Regions from separate parts of the Homo sapiens genome. Here all the other regions are linked to region 2. Evidence: chromatin contacts called from ENCODE Hi-C or POLR2A ChIA-PET data. All regions are on one chromosome and are shown on one strand. Each heading gives the region's core, a stretch centred on a gene start or an enhancer-like site at or near the end of the contact. The rest is flanking DNA. Distances are from core to core; before and after follow the strand shown.

The links. A loop is a pair of places that touch in the nucleus more often than their neighbours do. ChIA-PET counts read pairs that join two places held with the same protein, here RNA polymerase II (POLR2A). Pooled maps may share reads with other maps.
Region 1: POLR2A ChIA-PET joins it to region 2 with 12 read pairs in activated naive CD4-positive, alpha-beta T cell. The contact joins the enhancer-like site here to the promoter of SERPINE2 in region 2. A Hi-C loop is called at or near these places in 4 of 50 pooled maps. POLR2A ChIA-PET finds 5 or more read pairs at or near these places in 2 of 52 experiments (activated CD4-positive, alpha-beta T cell and activated naive CD4-positive, alpha-beta T cell).
Region 3: a map of dorsolateral prefrontal cortex shows a loop between it and region 2 (2.9-fold over the local background). The contact joins the enhancer-like site here to the promoter of SERPINE2 in region 2. A Hi-C loop is called at or near these places in 1 of 168 maps with a recorded cell type or tissue (dorsolateral prefrontal cortex) and 7 of 50 pooled maps. POLR2A ChIA-PET finds 5 or more read pairs at or near these places in 2 of 52 experiments (A549 and PC-9).

The regions. Positions count from the first base shown.
Region 1 is chr2:223,803,495-223,807,662 of GRCh38, forward strand. All of the region lies in intron 1 of AP1S3 (adaptor related protein complex 1 subunit sigma 3), which reads right to left. Among named protein-coding and RNA genes, the nearest start is that of AP1S3, 32 kb to the right of the region's middle. Within about 2 kb of position 1,702, at least 4 of the 41 ENCODE cell types and tissues checked have a DNase peak (open chromatin) inside an H3K27ac peak, as active enhancers do.
Region 2 is chr2:224,036,641-224,040,599 of GRCh38, forward strand. SERPINE2 (serpin family E member 2) reads right to left here and starts at 2,646. Exons shown (of 9, transcript NM_001136528.2): 1 at 2,459-2,646. LOC124907991 (a long non-coding RNA gene) reads left to right here and starts at 2,762. Exons shown (of 2, transcript XR_007088103.1): 1 at 2,762-2,902. RefSeq lists a silencer at 2,812-3,106.
Region 3 is chr2:224,194,214-224,198,071 of GRCh38, forward strand. No RefSeq gene overlaps it. Among named protein-coding and RNA genes, the nearest start is that of SERPINE2, 160 kb to the left of the region's middle. Within about 2 kb of position 1,923, at least 2 of the 41 ENCODE cell types and tissues checked have a DNase peak (open chromatin) inside an H3K27ac peak, as active enhancers do; they include dorsolateral prefrontal cortex, where a contact is called at or near this core.

The sequences.
Region 1 (4,168 bases), core at 452-2,951, 230 kb before region 2:
CGAAAATTGTTCTTAAAAGTCCCAGGATGGCTGGTCATGTAATGCCTTTGTGATGAAAATTGTACACCTGAGTTTAGAAAATAATGTAGGAAATTTGAAGTCACTAAAACAAGGCAGAGGAACTATAAAGATGGAAGTATCTTGGGAGGCTGAGGTGGGCGAATCATGAAGTCAGGAGATCTAGACCATCCTGACTAACACCATGAAACCCAGTCTCTACTAAAAAATAGAAAAAATTAGCCGGGAGTGGTGGCGGGAGCCTGTGGTCCCAGCTACTCGGGAGGCTGAGGCAGGAGAATGGTGTGAACCTGGGAGGCAGAGCTTGCAGTGAGCCGAGATCGCGCCACTGCACTCCAGCCTGGGTGACAGAGCGAGACTCCGTCTCAAAAAAAAAAAAAAAAAATAGATGAGAGTATCAATTCCAAAAGGTACTTAATAATGAGTGCAATTTTCCTGACCTTTGAAAGGTGAAGTGGACAGCACAAATGTAAAGTGCAAGGATGACTTTATTCAAACTTAAGTAGAATGTTGAATTATACAATCCACCCTACCCTGCATCTCTAATTTCACAGGCTGAACAATGCTCCTTTTCCAAAGAAAAAAATGAGTGTGAATGAGAGTCAGGTAAAGCTAGACATGTGAACCTCCCAATTGATGGCTAGTTTCGTGCTCTTAAATTTAGGTCCTACCCCTGGCTCCAGCAAGACAGAAGCCACCAGCCAGGCAGTGGCTGAGCACAGATCCCACACCCTCCAAAGTAGCAGCTACAGATCTTTGCTGCCAACCTGGGGATGTACCCACTAATTAATTTCACAATGCACCCTCAAGTAAGCACACTTGCTTTGCCAATGCCAGAATTTCCTTTCTTCTAGTTTTCCAGGTCATTGATTATAATGACAGGAAGATAGAAAAGATGAGGATCAGCCCAGTATGGTGGCTCATGCCTGTAATCCCAGCACCTTGGGAGGCTGAGGTGGGAGGATCATTTTAACCCAGGAGTTCAAGACCAACCTGGGCAATATAGTGAGACTCTATATCTACAAAAAAACTTTTTTAAATAAATTAGGCCAGGCATGGTGGCACATGCCTATAGTCTCAGCTACTCAGGAGTCTAAGGCAGGAGGATGGCTTGATTTTAGGAGGCAGAGGTTATGGTGGCGTGGAGGTTGCAGTGAGCCATGTTCATGCCACTGCACTCCAGCCTGAGTGACAGAGACTGTTTCAAAAAAAAAAAAAAGAGGTTTCTAGAAATTACTAGAATCTTCTAGATCAAATGAAAGGCAGGAGAGTGTTTTTAGTAAGGATATTAATGGTAAAATCTGCAAATTATGTTTGGGCGTCCAGTTCAAATATCTACATTTAGGAAAAGACTGAATTTTGCAGCAGTGTTACAGGGAATTGGCAGATCTGGTTCTAGTTGGTTGAAAAACACCTTAAACTAACAATAAAAATGATTTAGGCTTAAAACTTACACACATACAACCGTGAGTCAAATGAAAATAACCTGTAAGAAAATATTTATTAGAGAAACAACAGCAGAAATGAAGTTGCCTCAGAATAGCACAGCAAAGAAAAAGACAGCATTAGGCAGAAGCCTTAAAAAACTCATCAGCGGGCTTAGGAAGAATGAAATAGTGACCACTGCAGCTTTAGCATGTTATGGGCCAGATGCCGAGGCTCACGCCTCTAATCCGAGCACTTTGAGGGGCTGAAGTGGGTGGATCACCTGAGGTCAGGAGTTTGAGAGCAGCCTGGCCAACATGATGAAACTCCATCTCTACTAAAAAAAGAAACAAAAATTAGCTGGGCATGGTAGCGGGCACCTGTAATCCTGGCTACTCGGGAGCCAGAGGCAGGAGAATCGCTTGAAACAGGGAGGCAGGGGTTGCAGTGAGCCAAGATCGCACCATTACACTCCAGCCTGGTGACAGAAGCGAAACTCCATCTCAAAAAAAAAATTGTTATGTACAATTTCCCAAAATACTTCTGAAGATTATGTTTCCTGCCTTTCAATTATAACATGCAATGCTACACTTCTGATGTCAAGATAAAATTTAGCCTCAAAATTTATTCTGCTAAATCATCCACCAGGTACTTTATATATTTATCCAACACCATTCTAATTTACTTTAACAAATAAGTGCTAAAGCCTTATTATAGTTCAGAACTATGTCTAACTTCTTATACGTCTTAACGTGTTTTGAAATAGCTGGCATTTCTTAAAGGTTGATCCTCAAACTGCTTTGCTTTGAAGTTTCAGTGAGTTTGGTTATTTTTTCCTTTTGCTTTATTCTTTTTTACCCATGTATTATACATAATTATAATTTTCTCAGAACTTTTACAAATAATTATTATTCTGAGGTTAAATTTGAATATGTTCTGTGCCTTCACTAGGCTGAGTATACCAGAAACCTCCATTCCTAACACTAATTGGCCAACTGCAGAAGCAAAAATGTCACAGGAGTTGGCACTCCACTAAGAAAACGTTTTACCAAATTACAAAGAGAAAGAGAACTAAAAAGAACATCAGACTCTCAACTTCTAGAAAAATAAATATAACGCCAAACTTGGGTCAAACACAAGAAAAACTGCATACCTCTCTGGCAGGCAGCCTTGTCAAGTCAAAAAGAAACTAGACAAGTTCCAGTGCAGTAGATGACCACGTTTTCACTGTTGAAAGCACCAAGCCCAAATAACACCTCCTGGTAATCACGTCAGGAAATGCAAATGCATGCCATGTGAAAGGAATGGTCACATTTCACTTTTTTATATAAACAAAGGAATTTTTTTTTTTTTTTTTTTTTTTTGAGATGGAGTCCCACTCTGTCACCCAGGCTGGAGTGCAGTGGTGGGATCTCAGCTCACTGCAAGCTCCGCCTCCCGGGTTCACACCATTCTCCTGCCTCAACCTCTCGAGTAGGTGGGACTACAGGCGCTCGCCACCACGCCCGGCTAATTTTTTCATATTTTTAGTAGAGACAGGGTTTCACCATGTTAGCCAGGATGGTCTCGATCTCCTGACCTCGTGATCTGCCCACCTCAGCCTCCCAAAGTGCTGGGATTACAGGCATGAGCCACCGCACCTGGCCAACAAAGGATTATTTTTATGTCATTTTAGCTGTATATGACATAATTTAGATTGTCCTTTTATTTTCTTACAGTCAGAAGTTACCTTTATACTTTCAATATTTAGAATATGTATACATTCTTATAGATAAAAACATATACCTGTGTGTGTGTGTGTGAGAAAGTGAGATCATAAACTTTCTTTTTGAGGTCCTAATTATTTCAGCCTTGTTCATGTTTATCTTTATAACATCTTAAGAAGAAAATTAATAGAATAAACAACATTGCAATGGCTCTCCCAGAGCATAATTTCAGGTGGTTTTTTCTACATTTCTGTTTTTTTTCTAAATTTTCTACAATAATTATGCATTACTGTCATAATTTTTTAAAATTTAATTAAAGATTGCTAGAGAAATACAAAATAGGCTGGGCACAATGGCTCACCTCTGTAATTCCACCCTTTGGGAGGCCAAGGTGGGAGGATTGCTTGAGCCTAGGAGTTTGAGATCAACCTGGGCAACATGGCGAAACCCCATCTCTATTAAAAATACAAAAATTTAGACAGGCATGGTGGTGCACACCTGTAGTCCCAGCTACTCAGGAGGCTGAGGCAGGAAGATCGCTTGAGCCTGGGAGATAGAGGTTGCAGTCAGCCATGATCATGCTACTGCACTCCAGCCTGGGTGACAGAGTAAGACCCTGTCTCAAAAAAGAGAGAGACAGAGAGAAAAATACAAAATACAGTAGCTACTCCAATACAGGAAGGGAAGAACTGGGCTTTCTGGAATTCTGGACAGCTAGAAATAGATATTATTCAGGGACATCACCTCAACACACTCCACTCAATAAAATAGGGCTTTGTTGATACTGGGTTTGGGTTGAGAAAGAGCCCAGTATTTGCAAGCATTCTTTTAATCAGAGTGATAAGGTTTGGATCTGTGTCCCCACCCAAATCTCATGTTCAACTGAAATCCCCAGTGTCAGAGGTGGCCTGGTAGGAGGTGACTGAATCATGGGGGCTGAATTCTCATAAATGAGTTAGCATCATCCTTCTGGTGCTGTTCTTGCGATAGTAAGTGAGGAAGTTATCACGAGATCTGGT
Region 2 (3,959 bases), core at 1,396-3,895:
TTAAAAAAAAAAAAAAAAGATTGCTTGTTCAGGAAGTCACAGGCCTTGAACTTTGAGGAGACTCTGGCCAGCTTGCAAAGAGCTGAACAGGAAGGGCAGACCAGTTTAAGAAGCCTGGAGAGACGTGGTTGTCACTACAGGTGAGCTGAGGATGCAGGGACAAGGGAGGTTAAGGCATTCTTAAAATACTACTAAAAAAGAAAAAAGCTCACAGGGAGAGACTGAAGATAAAAGTAAGAAAAGGGAGTAACACTCACAAGGAGAGAGAGGCACTGGGAGTTGGGATTCAGGACACAGCTGGAGACATTAGTCACTGCCCCAAGGAGGCCATCTCTCTATATTTCTCTAAGTTCTCAGTCTAACTTGATTTTTCTTTATAATTCTACCTTATTCATTTATCATACATTTTACAACATATTATGTTTGCTTTTAGTTGGTTTTCTCCCACAAGAATGACAGTTTCAAGCGAGCAAGGATCTGCTCTATTTACCACCTATGAGTATCCAACAAAGTACCCAGACACAGTAGATGCTTAAGAAGATTTATTGGATGACTGGGTAAACACAGAAAAGTCTGTACAGGGGAGATGGGGGAGGACGTGAGGAGATACTTATGACCTCTATTCTCCTGGTAGAATGGGCTACAAAGTCACCTGCCAAACCCGCAAGAGGAAAAGCATTGGAGATCGCTTGCATTGAAGATTACAGTGGGAGTCCGGTTTGCAACCCGGAAGGAAGGAGCTTGCGGGTTGGAGGCACTAAGAGTTTTCAGAAGTTGAGCATCTCAAGAGAGGGCAAGACTTGGAGGTACTTAGAGGACTTGGTAGCTGGAGTACATGGAAGACACTGGATTTGAGACAGTCAAGGAAGTGCGCATCTAGAGCGTCCCCCACATGGACTTTAGGTCTAGAGGAGGAGAAATAGCCCAAGAGCCAAAGTCCCCATGCGATGGGAAAAGAACTGGCTGGAAGAGGACAGCAAGGCTGAGATGCACCCAGGGACGTGGCCAGGTCACCACCTCATTTCCAACTCTACCACCTCAAACAATCTCTGACTGGTATTTAATCACCCTTGTGTGGAAGTGAAAATTAGCTTTTTTTGGAGACAGTACTTTTAAAATTAAACTAATATGAAGTTCATGGGACACGGAAATTTTCTGCATAGATTCATTTTTGTTTTTAGAATAAAATACGATGACATTTTCATGACCTTCAGTAATTGCCCTGCATGGTACGATATTTTCAAACATTATTTTAACAAAGAATCAAAATTTGGGGGTTAAAAGAAACCTTAGATTACTCAGGTTAGTACCTTCATTTGCATAGCCAAAAATTTTTCTATTGAAATACTGCAAATAGCAAATAAGTACTGATTTAGACCTTCAGATAGTGTTGAAACTGTCTTCAATTTTCGAAGTGTGGTTTAGGATATACAAATTAGCAATGTTGACAATTCTTCCAGTTATCTGTGCTCAAGTTTTGATATAAAATCTTCAAAGTACACAATTATCACATATATTGTTCCACAACAATTCAGACAAATAAACGGCTTCTTGGCTTGAAAGAGGAAGTCACACCTTCGAACACCTTTTTATGCTGATGCTAAATATAAGAACGTCCCCTGCAAAGTAGCCAAAGCAAGACAGCAGCATTCGAGATTTCTCCAGAGACACACACACAAAGAATGTGTTTCGTTCATTAAAACACTAAAACCTTCAACAGCATCTTCCATAATACCTGAAGGTGGAGTGCTGTCTTATGTAATAGAAGCCTTCCTTCCCCGCTCAGTTTGTGGACACATTAAATGCCTAATTCCTTCCAGAATTTCTGAGTACCGTACTTTCATTTTACCTGCAGTCACTCATCCGCCTCGCAACTCCCGTTTCTACAGATGATGAAAATAGCAAAGACCTGCTCGCTCGGGTTAAATCGGCTGCCAGAGGCCAAGTTAAAGGCTTTCCCCACACCGCGCGTCACCTCCCTCTGCCCAGGCAGAGGTAACAAGTAAGAGTGCGCCAGTCTCTCCCCATCCGGCGGCGCGCAGCCTAAGTCCGGGGTAGGGGTTGCCGGCGAGCAGCTGGAAACCTCAGGTTCAGGGTCAGGGCCGGCTCGGATGGCCGGGCAGGAGCCACGCCGGCCCCGGTGCTCCCAGCTGCGGGTATCACTGGACGCCACCCCGGGGCGGCCCCGCCTTGCCCTGCCCGGGTCCCGCTCGGGGCTCCCGGCGGGCGGGACCGGGATGCCCGGCGAGCACCCAGCCCCGGCCAAGGCGGCCCGCGGGAGGCTGAGAAAGTTCTCTGCTCCCCGACGTCGGCGCCCCAGGGTCCCGCTGGCCCCGCAGCTTCCCGGCCGGGCGCAAGGTCAGGGAGCAGGGCCGGTGGCGCGCGGAGCCCCGGGGAGCGTCCCCCGCCGAGGGCAGCGCCGGCCGCGCCCGGGACTCACCGCGCAGCCTGTACTCACCGCGCTCGCTGGATCCCCAGGGGGCGGCCGCGGAGGGCGGTGCGGCCGCAACCGGAGCGGGAGCCTGGTCTCGGCGGCGCGGGGAGTCGGAGGACGCAGCCAAGCGGCGGCGGCGAGGAGGGTCACAGCCGGAAAGAGGCAGCGGTGGCGCCTGCAGACGCCGCGCAGCCCGGGCAGCCCCACAGCGCAAGCTGGCTGCCGCGGCGGCGGGGGCTTTATCGGCGGCGCCGCGCGGGCCCCCGCCCCTTCCTGCCGCCCCCGCCCCCGGCCCGCCTTGCCCCGCCTTCCCGCCGCCTCCTTTGTGTGGCCGCGGGCCGCAGCGTCCCCGCGCCCGGCCTCCAGGACGCCCCCTCTCCGCCTGCGACTTCTCGGATGCCGCCCCGCCAGGGGTCCGTGTCGTGGGGCTGCGCCCGGAACGCGCCGGGGAGACGCGCAGACCCCGAGGTGCGGCGCCAGCCCGGGCCCAGCTGCACGTGGGTCTCCCGGATGGGGGTGTGTGAGGTGGCGGGGGGAATACCAGGGCTCGTACCGCGTCCCTGAGACGCAGGGCATGTCGTCTTGGCTGCCCCCTGGAAGAGACAGAGGGCGCCCTGAGACAGCGCTCAGTCCTCCGGGTGATGGGGAAACGGTGCCAGGACGCGGCCGGGAAGGGGCAGATAACCCCTCGAGGCGTTTTGCAGGGTGTCCTAGAGCTGACTTCTCCCTGCCTAGGGGACAGAGGAACGGCGGCAAGTCGCCTTAGGCAAATACAGACGAGGGGAACCAGAAAACTGGATTCCCGGCTATGGTGATAGCATGAGGTACCCGCAGCGTCCTGGGAACCCAGCCCTTCTCAGCCGGTAACCACTGCTGCTGGGACCCGGTGCGCGATAGACAGGCACATACCCCAGGGGCCTGCAACAAATGACCGTCCCGCTCCGGGCTCTGTTACCTGGACCTCTCTTAGTTGGTTCCTCCTTTGCCTCTAGTTAGGTTTCTGGGGACCCAAGGACCCAACTTTAATGACAGTAATTTATGTAGCCGTTAGTGTAGAATCGTCGCTAGCAGGCAGACGGCCCCAACAGCGAGGAAGAAATGTAAATCTCCCTATACACAGCCCTGGATTAAGGGTACAGCTACTGATGAGAGCCACTTGGAAGATCAGCCTGCAGTCACCCCTTGGCATGCAGGTGGCCGTGCCAGAGTGTGCACGTGTGTGTTGGGGAAGGGGTTGCTCTGAAAAGTGTAAAATCTGGACCAGCCTAAGGGTGTTCTCAGTCTCTCATAGAGGGAAACAGGCTATGGGAGGCTTGGTCCTAAAATAAGGAGCAAACAGTCTACAAAAATGAGCATCTGTTTAATTATTTTACAGTCATACCAAATATTTATATTCAGTTACAGGGTAACTTTCTTATTCTCTGTGCCTGAAATGCTTTTTGTCCCAGGATCTTCTATGTTGTCTGCATCCTTACACTTGAGGTCACAACTCAAATGTCCTCTCCCCTAGGAAGCCTCCCCTGAC
Region 3 (3,858 bases), core at 673-3,172, 160 kb after region 2:
CTCATTTTCAGTTCTTCCTTGGAGGGTATATGGGACTTTAAAAGTCATGCAATCAGTTCTTGAAGAGTCCTACAATGTTGTCTGTCTTACTCTTTTTGCCTCATACTATGACTGGATGCCTCCCTGGGAGCATCTGATTCAATGTCCTGCCCACAGGGATGGATTGTGAAATCCAGTCCTGATAAAGAGCATAGTGAAGACTGGCAGAGACCTAGGGAGAAAGAAAGAAGTCACGCCAATGGCTCAGCAGTCACAATGTGGTCAAAGAATGGCCCCAGTGGGGCTATTTGAACAAGCACTAAGAAATGATACAGGGTGGGATTGAAAAGGTGTCTGCTGCTGACACAATCTGGTTTTGACTTTAAGAGCAGGTGGCTGAGGTAGAGTAGTGAAAAAAAGATCACTGATGTAGATGAAGATGAGTGTCTTGGCTGGATCTTCCAAGAGGATGTTGGAGATAAGAAGGAGTGACCTGGAGCTTGGTAGTTGACTCCCTGGTGAAGGGAAAAAGTGCTTAAGCAAGATTATTTGCATTTCAAAGGAAGAGGGGATTGAACAAGAAGGGACTGGGAACAAGCAGCTGGAAGTAGTAGCATTTGCAGGTAAGGAAGAGTTCCATCCTGCCTTCCTGCACTTGTGATATGTGGGGCTGGAAGAGATAAAAGGACATCAGCCTGAGGCAGCCACATTGGAAGCTGTGTCCTCAAAGGATACCCAGGCTTCATTTACAGGCAAGAAGCCAGAGGGAATCTTTGGGGAAGAGATTAGGATTAGAAGGAGCTGGCTGATCAGCATATTGGTTTAGACAAAAGGGTTTGGGAGCGGAGAAGAAAGAGAAGGGTCAGGAAGTAATGGAAGACAAGGGAGACACAGTAGGTACTTGAGTCCTACAAGGTTCTTTGTGGCTGGAAATTGATGCCTATGGTCAAAGCATGGGGCTCAACTTCCTCACGGTCAACTGATACCAGCTGCTCCACTGGGTCTAGCAAGCAAGTCACCTGGTTTTTCAAACCCTAATCTGACTATGTCATATATGCTACTTCCCCTAGCTTGAAGTCATAAAGACAGGACTGGTTAGTGTGATTTAGAGGGTTCTACACAGTCATCTCCATGCCTGCTATTCCACACCACCCTTTCTGGCCATCTTCTATCCCTTAAACTTTCATCCCTCTCATGTTCTGTCTGTTGCTGCAGGGCCTTTGCATATGCTGTTTGTCTGGCTGGAATACTACCCCCTCCACTTATCATTTAGTTAAACACTATTCAGCTTATCTGAAAGCTCAGCTCAAATTTCTCTTACTCCAAGCTGACTCACCTGCCCTCACTGACTGGTCAAATCCCCTTTATACAGTTGGTCATTTAGTGTCTTTTTAACACTTATCACAGTTACAACTATATGTTGTTTAAGGGATTGTTTGATTAATATTTCTCTCTTCCAAAAGACTGTAAGTACCATGAGGGCAGGAACCATGTGTCTTCTTTATACTAACTCTATTCCCCAGAGCATAGCACAATGTCTGGCATCTAGTCCTGCTTTTGGTGAATATTTACTTGCCGAAAGGATGAAGAATGGTTTTCACTGGCTGGCATTGGGGGGCTGGTGTGCAACTGGCCCCTGAAAGACCCAGCTGGTGAGCTCAGAATCACAGCACTGGTGCCTCCCAGGTCCTCTATTGGCAATGGATGTCCCGGCAGAAATGGGAGCTGAGCTCTAAAAACTCCAATGTCTCTTGAATTGCATTTACTTATTTTTTTAAAAAAAGATTTTTCTGAGGCTATTTTAGCAGTTGATTTTTGTAGTTTGGCTATGATTCAGTAATTTCCCTGAAAGACAGGGGCCCTGGACTGTTTCCCTGAAAAGAGGCAATCTCATCCCTCTTGGATAAGAGCACATTGTCTGTTCACAAGGGACCTTCAGAGCTCTGCTTCTTGGGGGAGAGCCCAGGAGATGCAGCAGCTGCAGACTCAGTATTCCCAGGGGGTCAAAGGTCAAAAGGTCAAGGGTGTCTTTCTGCAGGATACCCCAATCAACGAAGTCTAGCCAAAGAACTGTTTGCCTCCCAGTTCCTAAATTCAACTTCCTGCCCTAGGCTATGGGCACTGCCATTCTGAAGTTTCACTGTATTATGATTTGTAATATGAATAAACATGAGTTTTGATGTTGACTTGGGAGAAGGGCTCTCCTAGCTTAATGACCAGTGAGTGGTTTTGTGTTTGTTTTTTTTTTTTTTTTAATGTGCTGTTCAATCTCCAAAGGACCAATTGACTTGGAGAAACAGAATCCAAAAGTAGTTTGTTCTTTTACTGGGAACGTAAGTTCCCCATAAGCAGGACTCTTGTCATTTCCAGCCCTCTGTGTTGAATACACATAAATATGACACGAACAAATACCATATACTTCCCTCGTTGGGTCACTTTCAGCTCTTCCATCCAAATAACTGGACTCCAAAGTGGTACAAAACAATCATGAAAAGTGAATTTACTCACAGGAAAAAAAGTGAGCCATTTCTTGTCTGAATTATCATGTGGCCAGCAGGACCTCCAGAGAAGAGGCAGCACCGAAAAGGAAATATGGTACATGATATGGAGAAGGGCGGCTTCCAGGAAGAGCCATTTTCTTTGTAAGAGATGGAGTTCTGGCAGAGACAGGCATTCTGATCTTCATAAAGCCATGCCACAGAGTCATGGATTCTGAGACAAATACATGTTTACTAGTTGCCACCCCAGGGGTCATCTGTCAAAAGGCCAGATGAATCATCAAAAGCGTCAGATGAATTAATTGTGAAAAATAGAGTAGATAAAGTGAATCACACACAGAACTACTGAGTTGCAAAACTCTCAGTTTACTTAGAGAAGACCTTTCACTTATTCATTCACTGTTTTGTTTGTTTATTCAATGATAATTCATTGAGTACCTAAAATTGTGTTGAACCCTATGCTGGGGCTACAAGACAAATTAGGTAGACCGTTTCCATTTCTTCATATTTGCTCTTCCCAGCCATTTCAGATTTGTTTACATTATTGATGGATTCAAGGATAACATTAATAAATTTTCTAATTTATTCTAAGAGCAGCCAAGGTTAATTAAAGAAAAAAGTCATGAAAGAGAAAGAGGGAATCCTGGATGGCTGCTTGGCTCTTTAAACCTCAGTTTTCTTATCTGTGAAATATGGGGATCCATTACATGACATTACATAAAGTCTGTTCTGTTTTATAAACATACAGTGAAACCAACATTTTCTTAGAGATCTGATTGGACACTGATCCAGTCTTTACTGTTTTGTAATAAATTACCTTAAAACGTAGTGAGTTAAAACAACCTCCATTTTATTATATCTCATACCTTTTATCAATGGAGAATTCAGCCGAGACTTACAGGGGTGTATGGCCTATTCCACGTGGTGTCTAAGTTCACTGTGACATATTCAACTGACAGATGGGCTGGTCTGGAAGTACCGAGATAAAATCCCATGTTCAGAGGCTTGTTTGGGACGCCTGGGACACTGGGCTCAGCTGAACGGTCATTGTGGTATCTAGAGGTGGCTTTTCCAGCATGACAATCTCAGGGTAGCTGGAGTTCTTACACAGTAGGTAGCTCAGAGCTCCCAGAGTGTTCCAGGAGAATTAGGCAAGAGATGCAAGATTTCTTTTGAACTAGCCTTCAAATTCCCAGAACACCACTTCTGCCACATTCCATTGGTCAAACCAGCCCAGATTCAAGGGAAGGGGAGAAATAGACTCAACCTCACAATGGAAGAATTGCATGGGCCACAAGGAAGAAAGTCATTGATGGCAGCCAGCTTGGAGGTAAGCTACCATAGTCACCAGGAGCGTTTAAATGCTACAGTGCCTGAGCCC